3 separate regions of the Mus musculus genome follow, and all the other regions are linked to region 1. A link is a loop called in an ENCODE intact Hi-C map of the cell type or tissue named here. Cell type or tissue: left cerebral cortex. All regions are shown on one strand. Each heading gives the region's core, and the rest is flanking DNA. Links, peaks and the distances in the headings are about the cores only.

The links. Peaks named below come from ENCODE experiments on the same cell type or tissue, not always from the same donor. Only the 100,000 strongest peaks of a DNase experiment are listed, where the experiment ranks them.
Region 2: it touches region 1 in a loop (9-fold over the local background); 3 of 42 quality-filtered maps call a loop at or near these places.
Region 3: it touches region 1 in a loop (10-fold over the local background); 4 of 42 quality-filtered maps call a loop at or near these places.

The regions. Positions count from the first base shown.
Region 1 is chr5:110,518,721-110,523,279 of GRCm38, forward strand. The region is part of intron 1 of A630023P12Rik (RIKEN cDNA A630023P12 gene); the gene reads left to right. Among named protein-coding and RNA genes, the nearest start is that of A630023P12Rik, 6.1 kb to the left of the region's middle. In left cerebral cortex, for the core only: no CTCF peak of the experiment used is centred there; DNase peaks (open chromatin) are centred at 2,457 and 3,313; H3K27ac peaks cover 515 bases.
Region 2 is chr5:110,592,501-110,597,059 of GRCm38, forward strand. Galnt9 (polypeptide N-acetylgalactosaminyltransferase 9) reads left to right here. Exons shown (of 11, transcript NM_198306.3): 5 at 3,566-3,763. Among named protein-coding and RNA genes, the nearest start is that of Galnt9, 50 kb to the left of the region's middle. In left cerebral cortex, for the core only: no CTCF peak of the experiment used is centred there; DNase peaks (open chromatin) are centred at 2,200, 3,097 and 3,608.
Region 3 is chr5:110,576,871-110,581,429 of GRCm38, forward strand. Galnt9 (polypeptide N-acetylgalactosaminyltransferase 9) reads left to right here. Exons shown (of 11, transcript NM_198306.3): 2 at 570-750. Among named protein-coding and RNA genes, the nearest start is that of Galnt9, 35 kb to the left of the region's middle. In left cerebral cortex, for the core only: no CTCF peak of the experiment used is centred there; DNase peaks (open chromatin) are centred at 2,633 and 3,274; H3K27ac peaks cover 685 bases.

The DNA.
Region 1 (4,559 bases), core at 1,098-3,597:
AACAATTAAGATACTTTGTCCTAGTGAAAGACTGGTGTCTGACATCCTTCCTTCTGGGTCAGGCCACAAGGAGAGTCAGAAACAGCTGTGATGAGGACAGAGCGCGGAGCTTCAGAAGGGGACACTTCTAGGTGGCAGTGGCTGAGGTGGATGGGCAGGTTCTGCCCTCCCTCTCAGTGTGCTCTCTCTCTCTCTCTTTCTGTCTCTCTGTCTCTCTGTGTCTCTTTGTCTTTGTCTCTCTCTTGTTTATTTTATTTATTTACATTTCAAGTGTTATCCCCCTTCCTGGTTTCCCCTCTGCAATCCCCCCATCCCCTCCTCCCTGCCTTTATGAGGGTGCTCCTACCCCCACTCACCCACTCCCACCTCACCGCCCTAGCGCTCCCCTACTCTGGGGCATCAAGCCTCCACAGGACCAAGGGCCTCTTCTCCCACTGATAACAGATAAGGCCATCCTCTGCTACATAGGCAGCTGGAGCCATGGGTTCCTCCATGTGTACTCTTTGGTTGGTGGTTTTAGTCCCTGGGAGCTCTGAGGAGTCTGGTTGGTTGGTATTGTTGTTCTTCCTATGGAGTTGCAAACCCCTTCAGCTCCTTCAGTCCTTCCCTTAGCTCTTCTATTGGGGTTCCCCTGCTCAGTCCCATGGTTGGCTGCGAGCATTCGCATCTGTATTGGTCAGGCTCCAGGGGACAAGGTGTCTCTTTTCCAGGGCTTTTGACCACTAGGAAGATAGCCATTGAACAAGCACATCCATGTTGCTATGACTGCTGGTAAGAGCTACTTTGCGACTACCTAGAAGAACAAGAGTCCTGACACATTCTGGGAGTGAGAAGGGCTGACATGTAAAGGATGAGCAGTAGTTAGCTTGATGAAAGGGAACTTCACGGTTTGTGTGTGTGTGTGTAGGTGCAGAATACTGAGTGTGGTAGCACCATCTACAAAGGCCCCATGACAAGAGAGGAGGCTAGAGGACAGGAATGGGCAATGAGAAGGGAAGAGGGGAGTGAGTGAGTGAGTGAGTGAGAAAACGAAGGAGGCAGCATGGTCAGACTGCATGGCTTTTGGAAACACCAGTCTATTCTAAAAGCAGTCTGGGCTTCTAGATGCAGACAGGTGTCTCACAGGACAGATCAGCTTCTCTGAGCAAGGGTGGTCGGACTGGATGAGTACACTGGGCCCGCTTCCGTCCATGGTATCTGGGTGAGTATACTGGGCCTGCTCCCACCATGATATCTGGGTGAGTACACTGGTCCTGCTCCCACCCATAATATCTGGGTCAGTACACTGGGCCTTCTCCCATCCATAATAGTTAGTTGAGTACACTGGACTTGTTCCCATCCATGATATCTGGGTCAGTACATTGGGCCTGATCACATTCATGATATCTGGGTCAGTACACTGGGCCTGCTCCCATCCATAATAGGCGAGTACACTGGGCCTGCTCCCATCCATGATATCTGGGTCAGTACACTGGGCCTGTTTCCATCCATAATAGCTAGGCCCATATCCCTCCATGAGATCTAGGACTGGGCCTGCTCCCATCCATGATATCTGGTCTCATGGATAATTTAGGGAATTCTGGAGCCACAGAAGATCTGCTGTTCAGCACTGACAGAGACAACTCCTAGGGGACACACTAGTAAGATCTGCCAATTAGAGAGATTCAGAGCTAATGAGGGACCTGGAAGTGGGCCACTCCCAGTAGCTGCACACCTGAGGGCCTTCTGCCCCTTCGGTACACTCTGAAGCTAGGGGAAAGTCCTGTGGTGCTGAGAGTGAGAAGCTAGGACAGCGGTCCCACTGTGTGCAGAAAGGAGACATATGTAGATCTAACTGTGTGGCATCAATAGTTAGGGCTCTGTGCAGGCCTGGGCCTTAGTGTGACTTCTTTATTCTTTTTTTTTTTTTTTTTTTTTTGAGACAGGGTTTCTCTGTATAGCCCTGGCTGTCCTGGAGCTCACTTTGTAGACCAGGCTGGCCTCGAACTCAGAAATCCGCCTGCCTCTGCCTCCCAAGTGCTGGGATCAAAGGTGTGCGCCACCACGCCCGGCACGACTTCTTTAATCAAAATAGTTTTCACCATCTGTGAGACAGGCCTGTTCCTCTGGCACTTGCTGCTTGGAGGTGCCAGGTTCTCATGCAGCCCCCATTTCCTGACACTGGAAGTGATCTTTGATGGCCCTGACCCACAAAAGGTCAACCAGAGCCCTGGGGGTCTCTGCACTTGGGACCAGAGAACTGCAAGACAATATAGCCACACCCATAGCAACTGGCCTTGGTAGCCCCCGTAGCTATTTAGTTGGGGCATCAGTTGGCTCACCATCCCTCCTCCATGTCTGCTTCACTCATGGGTACCACGTGTTTCATGTTCTCTTCCAGGGAACTTATGCCCACTGCAAGAGAGGCTGACAAGGCTCCATATGGGTTCTACCACTCTCTGGGGTTTCTACTTTCTGGGGGTACAGAAAATAGAAACATGACTCAGAGTTCCTGCCTCATGGAGTCTGGGAGCTTTCCTCCTCATGGATCTGGGAGCTTCCAGGAACACATCAAGGAAGAAGGAGGTGAGGACAGAGTTGGTTGAGGGAGAGAGTAGCAAGACAGCTGTTGTAGAGCAGAGTTTACCGGGTTCCCCGTTCTCAGTTCCAAAGCTAGGGTCTTTGTTATATAGTAGAGGGTTTCCATTGCACCCCACTAACAGTGCAAATCTTGGGGACAGAGGACCAACTAGTGCTCAGGCCTCCCACTGGAACACTCTTGGCCTTCCTAGAGCTCACTACTATACAACACAGGTGTCACGTCTCAACACCCACCCAGCTTACCTGCAGATCCCAGAAGAGCCAAGAGGTTCCGAGGGCACCCTTAATGAGACAAGGCATCTGATGACACCTTCCATTACACCAGGCACCAGGTGACCCACCTTTCAGAGAGAGAAAGAGGGAGAGAGAGAGAGAGAGGGAGAGGGAGAGGGAGAGGGAGAGGGAGAGGGAGAGGGGAGAGAGGGAGAGGGAGAGGGAGAGGGAGAGGGAGAGAGAGAGGGAGAGAGAGAGGGAGAGAGGGAGAGAGAGAGGGAGAGAGAGAGAGAGAGAAAGAGAGAGAGAGAGAGAGAGAGACTGGAGTCTCTAGGCTTCCTGCCTCGGTGGGGAAAAGAAAAGGCTTGGCTAGCCCCTTTTCATTTTTTCTTTCTGGTTTGTTTTTAAAGTACAGAAAGCAAGCTGTTCTGCGGCACCAGAACATATGAAAAGGAAGCGCAGTTTTCCACACACAGTCGCTTCCCGTCTCAGACCCCATGACTGCAGAGTTCCAGAAAGTAAACACTGTAGATCCAAGCAGAGTGCCAGATGGTGGGCTGAAGTAGAACCAGCGCACAGAGACTGGAACACACAGGGCTGGGAGCTCCTTGCTCTCTTCGTCTGCTTCCACCTATTCAGATGTCTCCAGGGTTCAGGAATAGAAGGTGAGGGTAGGGTGGGAAGTCAACTTTCTGCCCTTCTGTGTCTTCACCACAGAGGGACTTGCTCCAGCGCATGAACTTCTGGGGGGACATGGCAGTGACTTCCAGACCACAGTAGCTAGCCACATTTTTGGAAGCCACATTTCACATTTATAATGTAAAATTGATGGGATAGTGACTGTCCGTGGGACAACAATCACTACTGACTGATAGTGGCTCACGAGGCCATCGGTGTACGTGAGATAGGAGGGATCCAAGGGTCTAGCAGATTCCCGTGGCTGGCTGAGGGATTGGTTCTTGTTCTGCCTGAACATGAAAGGTTTTTTTCCTGAGCATGAATATGTTGCCTTCAGGAACATAGTCAAGAGTAGAAGCTCTGGGTAGATAGGGGGCAGGGTAGCTATCGAAGTTCTGAAGAAAGACCTGCCTGTAAGTAGCAGCTTCTCTGATTGTCCCTGCTGTAAGTGAACACTGGAAGAGGCTGTGGGTGGCAGGCAGGAGCACACAGTCAGCTGTGGGGTTGCTGAGTTCACTGAGTTTGTTTCTCAGCCTAGCTTTCACCATAAATGGACACCCACCTCCATGTGGCTCTGTCTCGGGGCTCCTAGGATATCCCCAGAGAAGCTCATCATGGCTGCTGCTGCGGAAGTCAGTATGGGATGCTAGCATCAGTGACAGCCTAGGCACCTTGTGGCAGGATGCAAAGAGGTGCTCCCAAGGGCACTTCTGAGACCCGCCCCCCACCAAGCTGTGCAATAGTATCTCCTATACATAGAAGCTCAGGCCATTCACCACTCCTCTCATTGTGGGGGTGCCAGTGAGGAAGGCCCCTCTTTGGAGACACATGCTTTTCCATACTGTGTCTGAATCCAGGGGCTCAATGTGCTTTGTTCTGGAAAGTTCTGGCTCCTGCTTTTAAGGCAGAGCCAAAGGGAAGCTGTCCTTACAAATGAGCCATGGTGGAATGCTTTTAAGGGAAGCAGTTTGGTCTTTAGGGACTTTCCTGGAGCTGAGGGAAAGCTCAGTAGAGTCCCTGCAGAGTCTGGGTGGATCCCAACTATATAGCTCAGGAACAGGGTCTGGGGTGACTGCATACTGAGCAGC
Region 2 (4,559 bases), core at 1,132-3,631, 74 kb after region 1:
CATGTTCCAGCCCTAGCAAGCAGCAGAACTCAGCAGTTTCATCCATTTGGCTCTGGTCTTAGAGTGAGAAATTGAAGAGACTACTGGGACAATTGATGCTGGTTAGCTGGAGCTAAGAAATTATCCCTGGTTAAGAAGAGAACAGCATCACTGAGGTGAAATCATCTGGGAAGTGTTTTCTGAGAGTGCAAAGAAGCTGTGTTCCAGAGATAGCTAAGCTTGTATGTACCTCATGCTGCAGCTGGACTTGGTAATGTATAAGAGACACCCAGGTCGTACTGGTTTTGAAGGCATGAAGGCATCATGAAGAACAGTTGAGACTTGGCACTGTGAGAGGCCATGGGAAGCTATTGGTGAAGGTGCAGCCTCAGTTGCAGTTGACAGCCCTGGACTGAACGGGTCATGCAAAGGATTTGCAGCTCAGCAATATAAAGAGAGCCTATGAGAGGCTGTTGGTGAAGTCTAGTTGTAGTGGAAGACCCCATTGTATTGGAGATGCCAGTAACACGGGATGATCACCAAGAACAGCAGCAGCAGTGGAGTGGATCAACCTGAGCTTTGAGTGCAGAGGGCAGAGATGGAGAAGTGACGCCAGCCCTTTGGAGAAGCCCAGAATATCACGTGTGTATCCCAGAAATTGAAACAAGAAGCTGTAACATTGAAGTTGCCTTGGAGACCCCAAGATGTTCAAGATGCCAATGCCTTAGGCTATCTGCTGAGGAAAACTACTAACAGGGAGTGGAACCAGCACAGGAGAAAGTTTGTTGCAGTCAACAAAGATGAAAAAGTTGGAGATCTGAAGACTGCTTTGACATCAGACATGGAGATGCAGAGTTCGGGGTTTGCCCAGCTAGTTTCCTGTCTTGCTTTGGGAATTACAGTTAAATGATCTCTGAATTTTGGACTTTTAACATTTTTGAGACTGGTATAGACTATGGTGGCTTTGGAAGTTGGACTAAATGTATTTTTTATTTTGTTATGGATAGGTATGGCTTCACAAGCCTATGGGGGCCAAGAAGTGGATTATGATGGTTTGTATATGCTTGGCCCAGGGATTGGCACTATTAGTGGGTGTGGCCCTGTTGAAGTAGGTGTGTCACTGTGGGCATGGGCTTCAAGTCCCTCCTTCTAGCTGCCTGGAAGCAAGTCTTCTGCTAGCAGTCTTCAGATGAAGATGTAGAACTCTCAGCTCCTCTTGCACCATGCTCCTGCCTTGATGATAATGGACTGAACCTCTGAACCTGTAAGCCAGCCCCAATTAAATGTCATCCTTATAAGGGATATCTTGGTCATGGTTTACAGCAGTAAAACCCTAACTAAGACAACAGTGAAGGAACCACACAGGACCAAGTTACTGGGAACATCCAGTTGTCTATTTCCAGGAGAAACAAAAACGCAGAGTTTTGTATTACTTCTCCCACCTTTTTAAAATGTATATATTTATTTTATGTATATGAGTGTTCTATCTGCATGTACACCTGCATGCCAGAAGAAGGCATCAGATCCCATTATAGATGGTTGTGAGCCACCATGTGGTTACTGGGTGCTGACCTTAAGTCCTTTGGAAGAACAGACAATGCTCTTAACCACTGAGATATCTCTCCAGCCCTTCTCCAACATTTAAAAAAGAAATTTAAGTTGCTTTTTGTTTATTGTGAGCACACACACAGGAGCACACCACAGTGTACGTGTGGCGATCAGAGCACAAGTTAGAGGGATCAATTCTCTCTCTCTACTATGTGGGTCCCAGGGATTGAATTCAGGCTTGTCAGCAAGCACCTCTCCCTTTTGAGCCATCTCACTGGCCCACCAACTCGTTTTTTAAGTAGAGAAATTCATCATGGTGCCAACCTTGGGGTTGGGGGCCTGAGAGCTACAGAGGGGCTCAGTGCACAAGTGTGTGGAACTACCCACCCGTGTGTGGTCCCAGAGCCCCTGAGGGTCCCCAGGGAACTGGGGGTTTCTGGATATATTTAGCTCCTGATAGTAGAACAGCATTTCCTGATTCACCCATTTTGGCTTGTCAGACAGGCTGCCTTGGAGGCAGCTTGTCTTGTAGAGCTACCATGATACCTCAGCTATCTCAAATACCCTGGCTATGACTCAGATGGTTGTGCTCAACGGGTGTTTGACAGTCCTGCCTCCTTCTGTTCTCCATACTCCCATGCCTCCCTCCTCTGCCACTCTGTGATGCGGCTCTTCTCTCTTTCATCTTTCTGTCACATCCTCGAATCACACGTCACCAGCTACCCTTCCGCTAGAGTCTCCTCGTACTGTGGTGTGGGTTGTGCACCGTTACAACAGCCGACACTATCTACCATCATCTCCCTGAGTATAGTAGGCACTTAGGAGAGCTGAATTTATCAGCCAGAATGCATGACTACATGCATTTTACCTACATGACTCTCATTTTCATAATTTCATTATTGGAATCCCCACTACCTGGGAATAGTATGCTCCTAGCATGGCCTTTATTGCAGATCCTACAGAAATGGCAGAAACAGCATTTGCAGTGTCTCTGGTGGGCTTTGTTCATTCATTGATGATGAGGTAGGTCAATAGAGGCTCACCTAGAGGGACAAGCCTGCCCCTGACAGAATAAGGTGATGGGCCCTCCCCATACGGCCCTGACTCCTTATCCTTCCATTGCTGTAGCACACAGACCCTCAATCCACTAGTCACCTCAATCTCAGATCTTAGGTGAACCCAGTTTGGATACAGCTCTCTACCTTGTGGGTAGATTACATGTCTTTGACCTTGTCCTTGTGGTAGATAATATGTCTTTAAAGGCTGGGGCTGTCCCTGTCCCCTCCAAGACACTGCATAGGCACCAGCCCAGCTGATGTCATGGATTGAATACCTGCTGCCTTGGCCTTTAGAGCCTCTCTTGCCCTTCTCTCCTATGGCCCATCCCCATGCATACTGGACATGTGCAGATGGCTGGTGAAGTTGCTCTGTCTGTGCATCCACGCTCCCTAGCATCCTCCCACTCAGTACTCAGAGTACTCCTCCCTGGGTATCATCTAGAACTCAGCGCTCACCCCGCTCACCGCTTCCTGTTTTCCATAGCGCCTTTCCCCTCCCACACATCCTCTACCCAAGCCTCGTCACCCTCATCCCCCTAACCACGGTCTGTTGTGTAGGCTGTGCATCGCACGCAGTATATGTAAGCACCATGAGGCGTGGATAATTTTTTTCCTTTTAATTTTATGAATGCAATCTGTTACAGTAAGTGTGGCCCACAACAGATCTTCAGTTAACATTTGAAAATGGACATATTTACCACAGGTACAGGAATAGAAGGAAGAGTAGGTTTAGGCTAAGAAGTCTCTCTGTGTAGTCCCAGGGCCCTAGCTGACCCATGGAGGTGACCAGGCTTGGGTCAGGGCAGTATTGTGGGTTAGCCCTTCCTAGTAATCCAAGTCTACCATGACTGACTGGGTCCTACGCTCAGCTAGATACCAGGCCCAGCTGAAGGGTCTGAACTCATGGCCAGTGGGGCTCCTTCCTTGGGCTGCCGAGGGGGGTTTGGGAGGCTCTTGTTCATTGCCAGTACCTTTCCCAGGGCTGAGCCCGCCCTCGCACGGATCCAGGAGGACCGCCGGCGCATCATCCTGCCAGCCATCGACAACATCAAGTACAGCACGTTTGAGGTACAGCAGTACGCCAGCGCCGCCCACGGCTACAACTGGGGCCTGTGGTGCATGTATATCATCCCTCCGCAGGACTGGCTGGACCGAGGTGACGAGTCAGCGCCCATCAGGTGAGCCAGGGTCAGTGTGGGAGTTGGGAAGTTCCACCAAAGCTGGCTCAACACCAAAGGGAGAATCGTTTCCAAGTGTCCCTACTCACAGGGGCAGGGAGTGCCAAGATTACAGAATAGCCATGGTCAGGGGACATGGACAGGGCTGGCTCAGATCCAAGTCCAGAATGATGACCAGGTCAGATTAGATTGTTGTCTGGCTGTGTGATCTTGGAGAAAGGAGAGGTAGAGAGAGGAAGAGAGAGACTAGAGGAGATAGCAATGGAGAGGCAAGGTCAGAGACAGACAGGTTGAGTGAGTGACAGAGAGTGAGACAGAAACGGAAAAACAAGACAGACTGAGAGACAGCAACAGAGGGAGACACAGACTGAGAGACAAAGAAAGGGTAAAGGTCAGAGACATGAAAACACAGCCAGGGACAGAGAAAGTCAGAAACAGATAGAGACAGACAGAGATAGAGAGACAGTGAGGAAAGAGAGGCATAGAGGAAAGAGACTGAGAGAGACAGAGAGGAGGAGAGATAGAGACACAGAAAAGCAGATAGCAGCGGAGAGCAGAGGAGGCAGCCATGGAGAAGCCCTGAGTGTGGGCAGAGAGGACAGCCCATGACTGGACTGTGTTCCGTGAAGGTAATGAATACCCTGACCTCACATTACCCTAGGGAGCATTTTCTTTTAGTTTTAATTGGTTCTTTAGACTCAGGAGCAAGTTCCACCATTTCATGAGATCTGGGAGTCCCATTCATCCAAAAGAATTATGGGCTCTGTCCTACAGGGAACATGGGAGCTTGTCTGTG
Region 3 (4,559 bases), core at 1,171-3,670, 58 kb after region 1:
GGTGACCCAGTAGGAGAAGGGTCCCAAGTTCAGGCAGAGTCACAGATACTTCCTACTCTTGCTGTTAGGGATCCCAAAAGAACACCAAGCTATGCAGCCATAATGTATATGCAGAGGACCTGGCTTAGACCCATACAGGATCCATGAGTGTCCCTTCAGTCCCTGTGAGCCCCTGTAAGTCCTGCTTAGTTGATTCTGTGGGTTGTGTTCTCATGGTGTCCTCGACCCCTCTGGCTCCTAGAATCCTTCCTCCCCCTCTTCTCTCCCTGACTTTGCCTAGTGTTTGGTGGTGGTGGGGGGGGAGCAGCCTCTGCATCTGCTCCTCTCGGGCGCTGGACACTGCCTCTCTAATGACCGTTGGGCTAGGCACTTACCCTTGACATCAAGATGTCGTATAGAGTAGACCCATGCCCTGGCTCATGCTCTCCTTCTTCAGCCTCCTACAACCTTGGCAGCTTGTGTCTTCTGACCTCACAGCCAGTCTCATTCCAGGACACACTGCACAGGGGGTGGGTATGCTGGGAGCAACTCCAAGAATCTCCTGACCTGTCTTTTCTTGTCTTCTCCAGGCCTTGCAAAGCCCATTGGGCTGGTGGAGGGGCCAGGTGGCCTGGGCCAGGGAGGAGTGGCTGCCACTCTGCAAGATGACAGCCAAGAGACCGAGGGCAAGTTCGAGGACTTTGGGTACAATGCGCAGCTCAGTGACCGCATCTCCCTGGATAGGACCATCCCTGACTACAGGCCCAAGAGGTGAGCAGCCTGGCCTTAGCAGCTGCGGACTGGAGGTGGGGTTCTGCTGTACAGGGTGTGGGGCTGCAGAGCATCCCTCGGCCTCTTTGTGGCTCTGTCTCCCTTTCTCCCTCTGTCTCTGTATCTCTCTGTGTTTCTTCTGTCTCCCTCAATCTTCCTAACTTTTGTCTGTCTCTCTGTGTCTGTCTCTCCCTCTCTGTCTCTATCTCTCTCTGTTTCTTTCTGTCTCTGTCTGTCTCTCTCTCTGTCTCTGTTTCTTTCTGTCTCTCTCTGTATCTCTATCCCTGTCTCTGTCTCTCCCTATCTCTCTCCCTCCCCTGTCTCTGTTTCTGTCTGTCTGTCTCTCTGTCTGTTTCTCTCTTTCTCTGTCTCTCTCACTGTCTCTGTCTCTCTGTCTCTCTCCCTGTTTCTCTCCCTCCCTGTCTCTGCCTCTCTCTGCCTGTCTCCATCTCTCCCCTGTCTCTCTCCCCCTGTCTCTGTCTCTCTCTTTGTCCCTCCCTCCCTGTCTCTGTCTCTCCCTATTTCTGTCTCTGTCTACTCATCTCTCTCTTTCTGTTTCTACCTCTGTTTTTCTGTTTGTCTCTGTTTTTCTCTCTGTCTCTGTCCCTCCCCTGTCTCTGTCTGTCTGTCTCTGTCTATCTGTCTCTCTGTTTCTTTCTGTCTCTCTCTCTGTCTCTCTCCCTGTCTCTGTCTCTCTCCCTTTCTCATCTCTCTCTGTCTCCCTCCCTGTCTCTATCTCTCTGTCTCTCTCCCTATCTCTGTCTCTCTCTGTCTATATCTCTCTCTGTCTCTCTCCCTCCCTATCTCTGTCTGTCTCTCCCTGTCTGTCTCTCTCCCTCCCTGTCTCTCTTGCCCCTCTGCTGTCTTCTGCTATGTTCATCTTTTTGAGCCCCACCCCACACACAGGATCAGTCCCCTTTCTCTTTGGTCTCAGAGGCTGGCAGGCTAGAGGTGGCTGGACTATCTCTATGAGCCCAGCTATAGCTGTGTGCATATACAATGCACATAGGCATGTGGATGGACTTTAACACCTGTGCTAGAGGCCTTGGTTCCTGCTAATTGTGTTCTTCTCGCTGGCTTTTGCAGCTATCGCTGGTGTGTGAGTAATGATATTGCTCAGTGAGCCTCCAGTGTCTGAAAGGTTTCAGCAGTCCTTCAGAGGGTGGGGCCATCTTGTTCCTTACCACAAAGATGCTCACTGCTATGACTTCGCTTGTGTCTCAGGACTGGCTTCTTGTCCCTAATTATTATCCCAGTCCAAAAGCACATAACGGAGCTGACCAGAGCTGAAATTGAACAAATTATCGTGATAGGAGGACCAGCTAGGCCCAGGGCATCCATGACTTCAAGACTTTGAGTTGTCAGCAGCAAGCTGGCTGGTCTTGAGCTCCATCACAGACTACCAGGAGAGGAGACGTAGATAGGGAAACTCTCAGCAGCGCCTAATAACTAAGTTCAGGGCTCATCACCTGCCGGATGCTTCTTGGAGCCTCGTGAAGGTCAATGAGTGAGAGGTCTGTTTTCAGCATCTCTACTGCCTGATGGACCTAAGGACTAGAACTCAAGCAAGGAGCTTGCCGAGGAGGGTGGGGCCAAGAAGAAGGTGAAACGAGAAGCTCTGGGAGTTGCCTCACCAGAGCAGTGGGCGCAGTGATGGAGAAGAAAGGAGGGACCACCCCACCATCTACCGAGTTCCTGAACCTCAGTCTTCAGACTGCATTTGAGAATTTTTATTCCTTACCCCCAGTTTGCTCAGTGCATGAGCCACGGTGGTAAGATGGCCAAAGCCCAGAGTCCCAGCTGGCTGTGATGCCCCAAATCTGGAACAGTTCTCTGGGGCTGTGCTTGAACCGCTCCCAGGATGGTGCCTGGGCTGGGGTGATCCTCCCAGCAATGGAACGGAGACTGCACCTCCAGGATTATTCTGGTAGCTGTGCTATTTTTTAAGTCCCAGAATAACCTGTATTTTTTTCATGCCTGATTCTTTTTATTTTTGGGTAACTTCTGAAATTCAGAAGTTGAATTATTTACATCCTGAGGCAGACCCAGGAAGCTAGCTGCTGCTTTCAAATCTGAGGTTACGCAAAGGTTTATGATCTGCTTTGACAGAGCCTGGTGGGGCCCTGTTATATCCTTTCTTGAAGCCCACTGATCTGGGTTGGGAAGGTGAGAAAGGGCTATGGAGTGTGTGGGTAAGATCCTGACTTGGACAGTCCACCTGTATCAGAATGTCACTCGCTCGTCTTGCCAAGGAGCAGTGAGCTCTCCCAGCCTGATGTTCCTACCATGGACTCTCCCTGATTGGCAGTCCCATAATGGGGTTCTCCCTGATGGACATTCCCCTTCCCAATGAGTGAACCAAGGACAGGTGTATTCAGAACTCCATCACTCAGCTCTTGGGCCCCCTTTTCCCATGTCTAGTTCCATGAAGTATGGCAGAAGGTCTACTCCACGTGACGCATGTGTGCCAGGCCTGGCTAATCGGAGCAAAGGCATGATGGGAACCAGCCCAGAGAGACTGAGCCATGGGCATGTTGGGGATGCTGAGAAATAAAACAGGAGCAAGTGGGATGTCTGAGCATGCAGGCGGATGGTCAAAGAGGGCAGGCTCTGAGATAATGCTTAAAGAGACACCCACACATCCTGGGGGGCTCAGCCCCTTCATGTCCTCTTTAGCCCTCATGTAACCGTAGCACATGACAGTCCCCAATCTAAAATCTTTAAAGAGGCTTCCAAATTCCTGCTCTCCCCCACCCTAACCCCAAAACCATGGCAAGATGTGACTATCGGATGAGTGAGTCGTAAGCAGAGGCTGCTGTGTGCAGCCATAGAGGCTGCTGTGTGCAGCCTGAGGTAGGACATCGGACGAGCAAGGTGAACGCATGGGCTGTGTCGTTGGCGTCTGTGAGCATTGCCCTGCTCAGCAAATTTTCACACCTGGTGTTAGTGACAGGTGTCTGAGGGTGGCTAAGTGGGAAAACTGATCATTGCAAGCTCAGTCCAGGCTCCCCAAAAGCTTTCTCTCTATGATTTCCTCAAGGACTTCACGGTCCCAGCATGTCCAGAACATGCCTCCAGGACCATCGGGCATGATTACCAGAAACTGGGCTGGAGGCGTGTGCGCATGTGTATGCACACATGTGAGTGCGTTCAAGCGCCCACAGGTGACACTACCCACTCAGATGACTTCTCACTCTTTCTTGTCTGTGCCATCGTTGGATGTCTTTTGTCTGGGGGTGGACAGTTTTTCTAATTAAGCAGCAGCTTTAATTATGGCACAAAGCGCATCACAGAGATGTTGATTACTAAGCCTGCCCCTGGGATGACGAAAGGAGGCCGGTAAATCCAAATTAAACAGTGTCATCAGAACGAACAGCGCTCCCCAGAAGCCTCTGTTGTGATGTCCCTTGCCTCATGTTTGCGGTCTCCATGCATATTCATGGTCTGAGCCAGGAACAGCTTGGCTGTCAGCTCCGATAAGTGCGGACTGAGTGCATGACAAACGGAAGGCTGAGCTAGCTCCTTGGATTCAGGTTGGCAGATAGATCTGCACCGTCTACTGGACGCACCCCACCTCCGCCTCTTTGTGCTCTTGGTCCTTGTGAGGATCAGGGGTATTTTGGACACTGCAGATCTCAGGGCAGCTGGAGTTCCCCGAAGACACACCCCTTGACCTGTGTTCTGTGGCACAGTTGTTTTGTCCGTTCATTTTTGATTGGTGGTGGTCTTCTAGAGGATCTCCTCATGTAGTCCAGGCTGGGCTGAAAGTCACAGTCCTCCTGCCTCAGCCTTCTGAGTATTGAGATGAC